Regions from separate parts of the Homo sapiens genome. Here region 2 is linked to region 1. Evidence: chromatin contacts called from ENCODE Hi-C or POLR2A ChIA-PET data. All regions are on one chromosome and are shown on one strand. The core of a region is the stretch at or near the end of the contact, and the rest is flanking DNA. Distances in the headings are between cores, read along the strand shown.

What was found. A loop is a pair of places that touch in the nucleus more often than their neighbours do. ChIA-PET counts read pairs that join two places held with the same protein, here RNA polymerase II (POLR2A). Pooled maps may share reads with other maps.
Region 2: a pooled map shows a loop between it and region 1 (5-fold over the local background). The contact joins two enhancer-like sites. A Hi-C loop is called at or near these places in 13 of 37 single-sample maps with no recorded cell type and 10 of 50 pooled maps. POLR2A ChIA-PET finds 5 or more read pairs at or near these places in 5 of 52 experiments (activated CD4-positive, alpha-beta memory T cell, activated T-cell, activated naive CD4-positive, alpha-beta T cell and 1 more).

What each region holds. Positions count from the first base shown.
Region 1 is chr6:16,471,028-16,477,122 of GRCh38, forward strand. The region is part of intron 6 of ATXN1 (ataxin 1); the gene reads right to left. Among named protein-coding and RNA genes, the nearest start is that of GMPR, 240 kb to the left of the region's middle. RefSeq lists enhancers at 2,149-2,228, 3,899-3,948, 3,969-4,138. Within about 2 kb of position 3,869, at least 3 of the 41 ENCODE cell types and tissues checked have a DNase peak (open chromatin) inside an H3K27ac peak, as active enhancers do.
Region 2 is chr6:16,688,548-16,694,677 of GRCh38, forward strand. All of the region lies in intron 2 of ATXN1 (ataxin 1), which reads right to left. Among named protein-coding and RNA genes, the nearest start is that of ATXN1-AS1, 70 kb to the right of the region's middle. Within about 2 kb of position 2,409, at least 4 of the 41 ENCODE cell types and tissues checked have a DNase peak (open chromatin) inside an H3K27ac peak, as active enhancers do.

The DNA of each region.
Region 1 (6,095 bases), core at 2,619-5,118:
TGACCAGCCACTGAAAGGACAGGCAGGAACCACTGGAAACAAACTGCGCCTACTTTGAAATTTCCCCCACAGCACAGATGACCTTTTGCCACAAGTTTTCATACAAGCTTTGCTTTCTCATTCCAATAATCTCCCTGCTATCTGAAAGACTTCTGGCAATTAAAACACACACACACACACACACACACACACACAATTCAAAACTTGAAAAGGGCTTCATCAGAAGATGAACAGGTCTTCTGCGAAATAATTCCCAACCATCACAATGTAAGTTAATCACAGGAAGTAATTTTGAATTTTCAGTGTCATCCTGAAACTGAACTATGGTTAGTAATTTGAGATTGAGATGAACGAAGTAAATGGAGATGCCTTAGAGCTCGGCATTCCTGAGTTTGCTGCAATGAGTAGTTAAGTTTGAAGAATCTAGATATGTGAATGATGTAATAGATAAGGCAGACAGATTGGATCAGAGGGGTTTTAATATTAAGATAAGTGACAATGATAGCTCACAGTCATGACCTTATGCCTATATCATAGAGTGACACTAGACAGCCAGTGAAATGCAAAGCAGCCATGTGCCCTGGATTAGATTCGCACCTCTCTGTAGCTGGGCAGCTTTCAGTAGAGCATGTCAGGAGTGTGCGTATGTGTGCATGCATGCGTGTGTGTGTGTGTGTGTGTGTGAGACAGAAAGAGAGAGAGTCTGTCATTGTAATATACAGGGAGTTTACATAAGAGAAGGTTGGAAGAGCAACAACAATTTGAATTAAGGTAGCCTATTTTTCTTTATAAGACACTCGGAATACCTAACAGGCCTTAACTTCATCAATCTCCGCACCATCTGTCAGACCTTAGGTTACAGTGACCACCCCCATGCATTAATCAAGAAGAGGCAACCAAGTGTGTAGCTTTGAGAAAAGTTCTGCTCTTTCAGACTTGACTGTATTATTAAAATTTCTAAAAAGGTAAACAACAGGAGGTGGTTTTAATCACAGTGTTGACTTTGATTGCATACCCATGTCCCTGGCAGCTTAGAATGGTTACAGCGCTTAAGGTAACATACAAAGTGCAGATGAGTAAGAAAAGAACCTGACAAAACTCAGTGAAATAACACGCAGGTGGCAGCATATGCACACCTGCGTCTTCACCCCACTTCCAAAAATAAGAAGATTCTATTTTTTTTTACTGTCTACTCCATACACTCTAGAACAGATTACATACATATTTATAAAGAGAAATGTATTGTTTCAATATTTTATGCAAAACTTCATGTAAGGTCATGTGTTTGTACAGCACAAAACATGGAATTGGGTATCTCTCCAGTCACCTATAAAGCTGAGCTCATCCCTTCTTCTGGCACTTGTTCTATACTGTGTTCTGGAAGCCAGACCAGATTGAACACAGCAAACCATATCTTCCTTTCAGTATAGAATGCAATGAGTCAGTGTTTATGCAATGATCTGCTATTAAAGCAAATAAGCAGAATCAGGAATTCCAAAACATGCCATGTTTTCATTTCCATTTCACATGAGTATAAAGCTCACCAAATTTGGGCACTTTAAATTATGAAGTCTCCTATCACACACTTCTTTATCAGTCCTCCACATAATTGTTTAACTAAGACTCTGATAAAAATGTCAAAAATGCTTGCCATGGTTCTCAGCAGCAAACAAATGCCTGCAGGCTCCGAGCATGCCCTGGGGTTTTTCAAACCCTCTCCTGTCTTTGAAAATGCATCCCATTCAGTTAGCAGTGCTGGTGATAAGACATGGCACGCAGAGGGTCTAAACCACCACCCCTAAAGGTGCCAGAGCAGAACCCTGCATTGAGTTTAATGCTGACAGAGCACTCCAATCAGTCAGTCTGTTCGAACTCTTTGATTGGAGAAAAGGTCAGAATCTGAGCTACAAAAGTGGCCTGCCTGCCCCTGGAAGATTAGGTCCTGGGTTTTTAGTTTTCCTTCTTGTCTTCCTCTGTTCCCACAATTCCCATTTATTTTCAATTATTTGGTTAGGGAAGGTGTCCCTCAAGGAAAAGAGCATAGGAATGAAGGCTGCCTGCCCTACTTGTAGACTCTTCTGTATGTTCTTTTTTAATGAAAAAAATTAGAAAACTTGGCAAATTATTATCTGCATCGCACACATTTTGATGCTCCCCTCCCTCAATTTTACCTATAAAAGATACCACTTCCAACATTTGAGTTATAACCCCAAGGACTGAAAAATACCCAGCCACTCCGACCCGATATCAGGCAGTTTCAGTGACAACAAACTGGTCCCCAAACGTACCGGTGAAAACCACACGTTCTCACTCTTGGCGACTTGAATTTGGTGAAATGAAACAGTCATTTCTATTTTTGCCTTTTGAAAGAGTTATGCTTAAAGGTGTAGTGAAAAGGTCAGATCTGGAAATTAATGGGTAAGCATGGTCCTATCCGAGGTCAGAGAAGCATTTTGAGAGTGCCCCAGAGCCTTTAGAACACATTGTTTATTTTGAGGTCAAAGGGAAAAACATGTTGGAAGGAAAAGAGTCTTTGGCTGGGTGATGACAATGACAAGAAGACACTTCCAGAGACTGGAATCTCTTTGACTCAGCCCCTTGGTAGGTGTTTATTTAGAACCCAAGGACATTGGAGTCTGGCAGGATCCCACAAAGGAGCGAGGTGAGGAACACTGGTGGAGTTCTCCCACCAGATTCATACGGATATTGCTGATGACCTGAGCCTCTGTCTTTTCTGCTCTACCTTGAAGGGCCTCCAACCTCTTTTCTGGTCACATTGTTCTGAAAGTACACGTCAGCTTTGAGCCACCTCTCAGTCAAGTCCTTCCATCTTCTCCTATGCTATCCCTGGGTCATCTCTTTGGAAACTTCCTGAATTGTCTAGGCTAACGAGTGTTTTTAGGCTTCTACCACCTAACCATGTCTCTACACATCTCATTGATCATGTCAACATCCTGCTTAAACTCTTTCAATGACCACTCCCCTGTCTTCAAGATAAACTCTAAACTCCTCAGCAGAACTTACTGAAAAGACACTTTATGATCTGGCTTTTTCTTCATGAGACTTCACATATGCCTGACTCCAGCCACTCCAAACTACTTGCTGTCTTCCAACATGCCATGTTCTCTCTTACCTTTGAGCTTTGCTCATGTTGTCCTCATGTGACTAGAGCTGGAGTTTCCCCATCCTTTGAACTGAACAAATTAAGTAATTTGCTTTGGTTAAAGGGAAATTAGCAAGCATCTTGAAGCAGAGCTTGAAAAGCACTCATGCACTGGGGCTTGCCCTTTCTTGCTGCTTTTGGGAACCCTTAGCCTGCAAAGTGAAGAAGCTCAGACTAGTCTACTGGAGGATGAGAGGCCACCTGAAGCAGAGACAAGCTGTCCCAGCTGAAGATCACCCATCTCTCAGGCAAACCAGCCTTCTAGTAGCTATGTGAGTGAGACCATGCTGGATTAACCAGTCCCAGCCAAGCTGGCCCAGACTAAAATAGTCCAGGTGACCCACAATCATAAGATTGTGGTCTTGGCCCTTAACTGTTGGGATGGCTTGTTACACAGTATATGCTAACTGATACATCCACTTTGTTTTCTGGTTAACATCTACTCCTCATTCAAGTCTGAGGATGAAAGCTTCCCTGATCCCAGAAGATGCCATGCTGGTCTGCATCCATGGCAACCTGTGGGTACCATTAGGAGAGAGCTGGTCATGGTGTAAAGGAATTGCCTGTTTTCTCATTTCTTTCCCCAGTGACTGAAAGCTCCTTTAACTACTGTAGGTGCCTAGCCTGTAGCATATGTGTGTGCATACACACACACACACACACACACACACACACTCTCTCTCTCTTTCTGTAAATATTTGCTGAAAGAAGATACAAGAATGTAGATATCCATCTTCAGGCTTTCTTCTATCCTAAATTTCAAAGAATTAGACTAGACTGTTTTTACCTATCACCACCTAGACACGGTAACCACATCAAAATGTATTTTAATGTTTTACTTTTTCAGAGTTCTACTCATATCAACAGCCTTTGGGAATCTCCCTACTCCTTTTATAGATGAGACTATTATAGTTTCCAAACTCACTGTGCCTTTCAGTTTGACTAATACTATAAAATTCACCTAAAATTCCAAGGGCCCTCAGCATATGCACATGGATAATTCTGACAAATGTGTCACCTTCACTGTCATAATTATTCTACTATATACATGTCAAGGAAGCAGAAGGTCTTAACAATACATAACCGAATTCACTGTCAGTGTAATGACAATGACAGTTAATGACAACTCCTATTATAGCAGAAATGTCTCTACAACAAAGAGATGAGCAAGTTGCAACTGCTCACCTGTTCACTTCAGCAACGCATCATGATAGATTTTGTTGTGTGAAATTTATCATAACAGCATCATGGCTGCCACAGTTATTAGGGAGCAATCACTGGGCTAAAAACTTAACAGACTTTATCGCATTTAACTCTCTTAACAGGTCATCAGGGTAGGTGTGGTCAGACCTTCTTTATAGATGAAGTAAATAAGGCTCAGAGAAGTTGGGCAATTTCCCAAAGGACACACAGCTACTGGGTGGCAGGTCTGAAATCTGAACCCAAATGTGATTCAAAGAGTCTCTTATATGAACTAATACTTTAAATCTGATGCTGTTAAGTGGCAGTGATAATGATCTTCCTTTGGAAGATAAGGAAATAGAGGCACCCAGATAGAGAGTAGCTTGCCACTGGTCTAAAAGGGCAGGGATGGGAAGAGAACCCAGGTGTCCCTTCTTAGCCTGAGGTTCCTGCTACTGGACAGAGCCCAAGGTGTCCCTATCTTCTCCTTAGTCATTACTTTTTTTTTTTTTTTTGAGATGGAGTCTCACTCTGTTACCCAGACTGGAGTGCAGTGGCATGATCTTGGCTCACTGCAACCTCCACCTCCCGGGTCCAAGTGATTCTCCTGCCTCAGCCTCCCGAGTAGCTGGGACTACAGGCATGCACCACCATGCCCAGCTAATTTTATATATATTTTTAGTAGAGATAAGGTTTCACCATGTTGGCCAGGCTGGTCTTGAACTCCTGACCTCAGGTGATCCACCCGCCTTGGCTTCCCAAAGTGCTGGAATTACTGTGCCTGGCCTAGTCATTAATATTTTGATTAACGCCTACCCCTGTGATCAACGACAACTTATTCAGGAAGAAGGGTTCTTTCTACTCTAGTATGCTTCCAGTTATTTACTGTGTATCTAGCTAGGTTGTGAAAAGAAAAGAATATGAAGCACGAAGTTCATGAAACCTAACTGGTCTATCATCTACTTTACCAAATTTCTTCTAAAAAAGCAACCATCAAACCCAGAGAAGAATTTGAAGCTTCTAACTTTAATGCCATTCACATTAGTTGTATTTCTTATTCATATGAGAGAACTATCTTTATGACCTGTGCACTATAAAGAATGATGAGTATTTAAACACTAAGTGTTGAATTAACAGTTATATAATAATCCAAAAAAAAAAACAAAAAACAAAAACTGTACTTCTCCACTGTATCAAAATGTACTTAATAGGTATTTATTGTTTCAGGAATATACAATGTCTTCTATCATTTAAATCATTTTGTCAATTTAAAATAATGACCTGGCTGGGCACACTACACCCTGTCAAACAAAACTGATTTACTTTATCTCATACAAAACATCCTGAAAATATGGGATGCTCTGAAAGTGCCAACAGCTACCCTTGGAGTTTTTCTTTTTCCAAAAATTATTTCTTTCAATTCCAGTCCCAGATCTTCACTACCAGCCCTTATTTCAGCTATGGTAGAAGGAGTGAATATACCTTCTGTTGAGTATACAAAACGTGCTAGAAATGGTCAGTTACACCCTAAATGTCTTTCCCATCATAAGCACACAGTTTCATGCAATTATCTCGACTTGAGTGTGGTCATTCAGTGGAACAAATGACAACGGTCATTGAGACTACAAAAACTCTTTTAGTCGTGAAGGGAAAGGCAACAATGCATACGTCATACTTCCTGTCATCTGTGGGTCTTCAATGCTCTGGGGACACCCTTTCATCAGTCTCCCTTGTTCCCCATTTCCTTGCA
Region 2 (6,130 bases), core at 1,159-3,658, 220 kb after region 1:
TGCTTAACACTATAGGTTGAATAACTTTTGACAAGCTGTAACATCCTGTTGGTGGAAAATAGCCAGCCTTGCTCAACATAATATTGCAAACCCAAAACAGGGTAATTGTGCAAAGAGAGAATTTTGTGTATGTCCCCTTTCCAGAAAATATTCTGGGTGACATCCAATCTGCTTTTACCCGGCTCACTTATTTACAATTGGGGCTGCCTAAAATGCAATGCCATTCTAAAACTACCAATAAACTATTTTGTGAAATCAAGTTTAGTAACTTGAGATTCTCATTTATGATATCCCTGACAACCACCAAAACCTGATTAGACATCTCTCTCCTTTGTCTAGGTGCTTTACTGAAAAAAAGCATGGAAATAGACTTGGAGATGCATGTGTGTGTATGTGTGTGTGTGGTGTGTATACATGTGTATTGCATGTGTATGTACATATATAGTATGAATATGTGCGCATATGTGTACGTGTATATGCAGATGTGTATATGTGTACTCTGTGTGTGTGTATGTGTGTGTGTGTCCATGTATTTAAACACACTGCTTTTCCTATATGCAGCAGGAATTTCCTATCTGGCATATGAAGACAATACATACTCTTTTGGATGGAGCTGGTGAGTCAGGCAGTGTTTTGGAACTGCAATACTTGAGTCTGCATGACTCATGAGGAAAGCAAGTCTGGGGTCTGGGACTGTTGTATCAAAATGGGAAGGAGTGGGAAAGAAGATGGCTTTTTATAATTTAAATTTTTATTTTTTATATTGTTGTAAGTTTTTACTTTTGAGACAGGGTATCACTCTCTTGCTCAGGCTAGAGCGCAGTGGCATGATCATAGCTCACTACAGCCACAAACTCCTGGGCCCATGGGATCCTCCCACCTCAGCTCCCGAGCAGCTGAGACTACAGGCAAGAGCCACCACACCCAGTCAATTTTTTCTTTTTTTTCCTTCCTTTTTTTTTCTTTTTTTTTTCTTTTTTTTTTTTTTGTAGAGATGGAGTCTCCCTATGTTGCCCAAGCTGCTGTCAAACTCCTGGGCTCAAGGGATCCTCCCACCTTGGCCTAGATTTGTATTTTTAATTGACAAATAATAATTGCATGTAGTTATGGGTTATAATGTGATGTTTTGATATAGCTACATATACTATAAAATGATTATATTAAGCTGATTAATATGTCCATCACCTCACATACTTATTTTTTATAATGAAGACATTTAAAAACGTATTCTTTTAGCAATCTTGACATTTATAATACCTTATTATGAGGGCTAAAAATGAATAATATTAATAATCCTGTACAATGGGTCTCAGAAACTTAGCCCTCTTGTCTAACTGAAACGTCTGTACCGTTTGATCAACCAAAGATGGCTTTTGTTGGCAATTCAATTTTTTTGACAAATTCCTCATTTTTGTCTTCATTTGGAGTTTTTATCCATTACAAGAGAGGAAGATGACACAAGCCAGAATAGAGGAAGATGAAACAAACCACTCAGGATTCTGAAGGGAACACTGGGTTGGGTTTTTTTTAATTTTAATTTTGATGTTTATTATTTGTCTTAGAGACGGGGTCTCACTATGTTGCCCAAGTTGGCCTTGAACTCCTCTGCTCAAGTGACCCTTTGGCTGGGACTGCATGAGCACACCACTGCATCAGGCTCATCCAGTTGAGGTTTTTTAAAATACTGTTTTTGCTCTGATTGGGTAGCCTCAAAGAGGAGGAAGAGAGTCATGATGAGCTTGATTCAGAATCTTCAGCTCTCCACTCTATCAGCAACCTGCCTTCCTTCAAGTCTACTTGGCCCAGTGCTGTTATTCCTCCTCCACTGGCAACTAGATGTGTGAGTGACATTGATTCCTATTACCAGAGGGATTAACTCCAAAGTTCTCTTGAAGGTTTTACAGTTCTTTTCCAGCAGTTCCTCATTCTTCAAAGGTAATTAACCTCTTGATGGGCTTACAGCAGAAGCAGTGTTAGAAGTCCCAACACATTGATGATATGTTATAAACCAGGGGAGAGGATAATTGGAAAATGTATTTCCAGCCTCATTGGAAAATATATTTCCATTTATTGAGAAAAAGTAACTCAAGTGTTTAGGAACATATGAATCACAGAATTGTAGATTGGCAGAGGCCTTAGAAAACCATGCTATTTCGACTTCTACTAATAATGAGAAAACGGAGGTGGAAAGAGGGAGAGTGACCTGCCGAGCCACAGTTACCCAACCAGCACCAATGTAGTCAGTGCTGCCTGGAGCGAGACCTGACCATACTGTGGGGCAGAATCTCCCCTCCAATCCCCTTCATAAAGCACGATGATGCTGTTCAAACACAACCTGTGCCTCCTGTCCTTAGAGCCCCAGATTTCATTTTAGGAGAGGATTACGAAATAATGACTAAGCTCTGAAAACTGAGAATGAGACAAAGGAAGAAAGGGAGATAAGAAGGAAGACAGTAAGAGAGTCAACAAGCAACTTATTGTAGTGTTTGCAATCACTACTTGTGCCTTTCATTACATTTAAATGCATGTCGAAATGACATGATGCAACCACCTTCATGCATTCTGCAGTGAAAAAGATGGTGCCAGGTTGGAATTTCATTGTAAGTGTCGCAGAAATATCCCTTTGGAATCAGGTCCCAAATCATTATTTGCTCCTTTTATCATTGTCATCATCGTGTATCATGGCAAAGCTCCCTGAGGGGAGGAGCTCTGTCTGTCTTGTTCACTATCATATTCCTTACACCTACGGCATCCATGGGACAAGCTAAGTAAAATTTACTGAAAGGCTGAATAAAAACTTCCACATGGAATGAAGAAGAAATATGCATAGTTTGAAAATGCATATGCAGTATTACAGTTTTCTGTAAAGGAAAATGAAAGAAGACCTGTTTAAAATTTAAAACCACATTAAAAGATTGAGAGTTTTTTGTATTTATAAAAAGCTGAGGTATGTTAAAAATGGAAAGCACCTATTAAGCTGTTACTGTCAGTTTCACCTGTTAAGTAGGTACTATTAGTTAAGCCAGCATAGTTCCTGAGTTGCAAAGCATATACAGGCTGAAGTACAATGTCAAGAAAACATGTTAAAGGGTGGTAAATAAATAGCCACTGAGAAGATACTCTGAACAGATAAATAAGAAAAAAGCAAATGTAGTTGAAATAAATGGAAGCTCTAGGCAGTGTGTGGACAGACAGAACAAAAGTGGTCACTGTTTATGCCTTGGCCTGAATGTCTGTGTGCCTCCAAAATTCACATGTCGAATCCTAACTCCCCACGTGATAGTATTAGGGAGTGGAGCCCTTGGGAGGTGCCCTCTTGAATGGAATTAGCACCTTTATCAAAGAACTCCCCCAGGAACTGCTTTGCCTCTTCCACCATGTGAGGATACACAGAGAAGGTGCCATCTGTGAGCCTTAGAACAAGCCTTAGAATAGGCCGGGTGTGGTGGCTCAAGCCTGTAATCCCAGCACTTTGGGAGGCCGAGGCGGGCAGATCACCTGACATCAGGAGTTCGAGACCAGCCTGGCCAATATGGTGAAACCTCATCTCTACTAAAAATACACCGGGCGTGGTGGCACGCACCTGTAGTCCCAGCTACTCAGGAGGCTGAGACAGTAGAATTGCTTGAACCTGGGAGGCGGAGGTTGCAGTGAGCCGAGATCATGCCACTGCACTCCAGCCTGGGCGACTGAGCGAGACTCTGCAAATATGTACTTTATATGATTAATCTATTTGTAACCATTGAAGTAAACATTTTTCTTTGTGCTTTTAAATTCAAACCTCTACCTTAGCAGCCATATCACAGTCACAAATTAACTATATGGCAAGTAATCTGTATGATTACTTTGGGTTCTCAGATGACTTGCTATGTATTTAATGAAGTAAAATTGTAAGTCAAGTCAGATATAGGTAGGTACAATAATATTAACAAATGTAATCAAAAGATTTGTCTATTTTAAAGACTCAAGAAAGACAATTATACCCAATTAACACACACATTCATATGAAGGGTACAAATACCTAATTTTTGGAAAACATTTCATATAATTTTGGCCATTGTAAATATATAAATAATAATAAGAAGAAGACCACTACCGCCACCACCAACAACAAAAACAATAGCAACCACTTTCTAAAACATGAAGGCTAAGGAATAAGCAGTGTGCTGGGCACTTTACCTGTATTCCATTGTGTTCTTACAGGTACATTCCATGTTCTATATTTTCACTTTAGAGATGTGGAAACTGAAGCTCAGGCTAAGTAATGGGCCCAAGATCTCAAATTGGCAGATCTGGGTTCAAAACCTTAGTCAGAACGAGCCCAGACCTCCCATACAGGCAGAGGTCTTTGCAGATGGGAAGATATGGATAGATAAGCTTTCTCCTCTACTTAAGCTCAGTGTATCTGTACACTGAGTAGCCATGTAGCATAATGGTGGAGTGCATGGGCTCTGGAGCCAAAGCTCTAAGTTCAGATTTCAGCTCCGCCACTCACTAGTGCATGCCCTAACTTCTCTGTGCCTCTCAGTGGCCTCAGCTCTGAAGATGAGAATCGTAATAGTACCAGAAGAACTGATATCTACCTACTAACAGGGCCACTGTGAGGATTAAATGAGTTACTACACATACAGCACAAAGAACATCAGAGATGTGAGCAAATGTTTAGTATCCTTTGAAATACTAAAAAGAGCACTGAATTTGAAGTCCAGTGGTCTCCGCCATTGATCTACTGTATGAGCTTAGGCAAGTCCCTCAAGCTTCCTGAGCTCCACTGTCCTCATCTGTAAAAATGGGATACCAGCGGCCTTGCTTCCTTTCCAGAACATCACAAGAAACAAGCAATGGAAGACAAGGTATGTGAAAGGGCTTTGGAAGCTAAAAAGTGCTATATATACCATGTACATGTGAATTATCGTCATCAACTTTCAGCCTCTCAAAGCCAAAGAGGTCAATCTCTATTCCATTCTCTCCTGCCTGAGAATTTAATACTAAGCATCAGTTCCAAAACCTGGACACTGAACTGCTAATCATAACAGAACACATGTCCAGTCACCCAGGACTTGATCAAACAGAACTCTATTAACTACCTCCTTCTGCACACCCACCGTGAGAACATAATTGATGCTCATCATGGCCCTAAAGCACTCCAAGACTCTGAAGTACCTTCAGGGAAAGATTAAATTATGTTCAGCCTAGTTTATTATGAAGTGTATTTAATTATACTCAAATTCTTTGAAAATTGGTGACCTAGGAAAAGCACAGAGAGTAAGTCACAGGCTCTCTGGTAACTGGAAGCCTCTCCTCACCAGTCCACCCCCAGTCACCCTTCACAGAGTTAATTGTAAAAAATACAGTCCACCCTAGGGTAGGAAAAACTGGGATTCCGACACACTAATTATAAAAGTCAAAAGAACTTGGCCTTGCCTAATCTTCAAGGATCACTAATGTGCAGAAATACAAAAGTCAAAACTTGAAACAATGAAAAATTTAATCTACCTAAGATGCCTACATGTTTCAAATAGACTTTTGTTCTTGCTAAGAATGAATTCAATTGTTTGAACAAAAAATAACACAAATATATCACTATCCGATTATCAGTACTCAAAAATATAAAAACAGAGGAGTAAGTTAGTATTATGCTCCTGAGAAGAGGAAATTAACATTTAGTTTACTGGGTAAGTTTTGTCACTTCTTTTTTTTTTTTCTTTTTTTTTTTTTTTTAAGAGACGGAGTCTCGCTCTGTCGCCAGGCTGGAGTGCAGTGGTGTGATCTTGGCTCACTGCAAGCTCCGCCGCCTCCTGGTTCTAGCAACTCTCCTGCCTCAGCCTCCCAAGTAGCTGGGATTACAGGTGTGTGCCACCACGCCCAGCTAATTTTTTGTATTTTAGTGGAGGTGGGGTTTCACCATGTTGCCCAGGCTCGTCACAATTGTCCCTTCTTTAAAAGAAATTATGTCTATGTTAATGAGGAACGTAACAAAATAATGAAAGGCTAAACCGTATTATGGTTGTAAAAGCACAGTTATTTACTTTGTTTAAATTATTTCAACACTGTAGATTATGTTATCTTTTCCGATTAGAAACTGGGAAACACACGTCAGCCTTAAGGACTACATTTCAGAGCTGAGAGA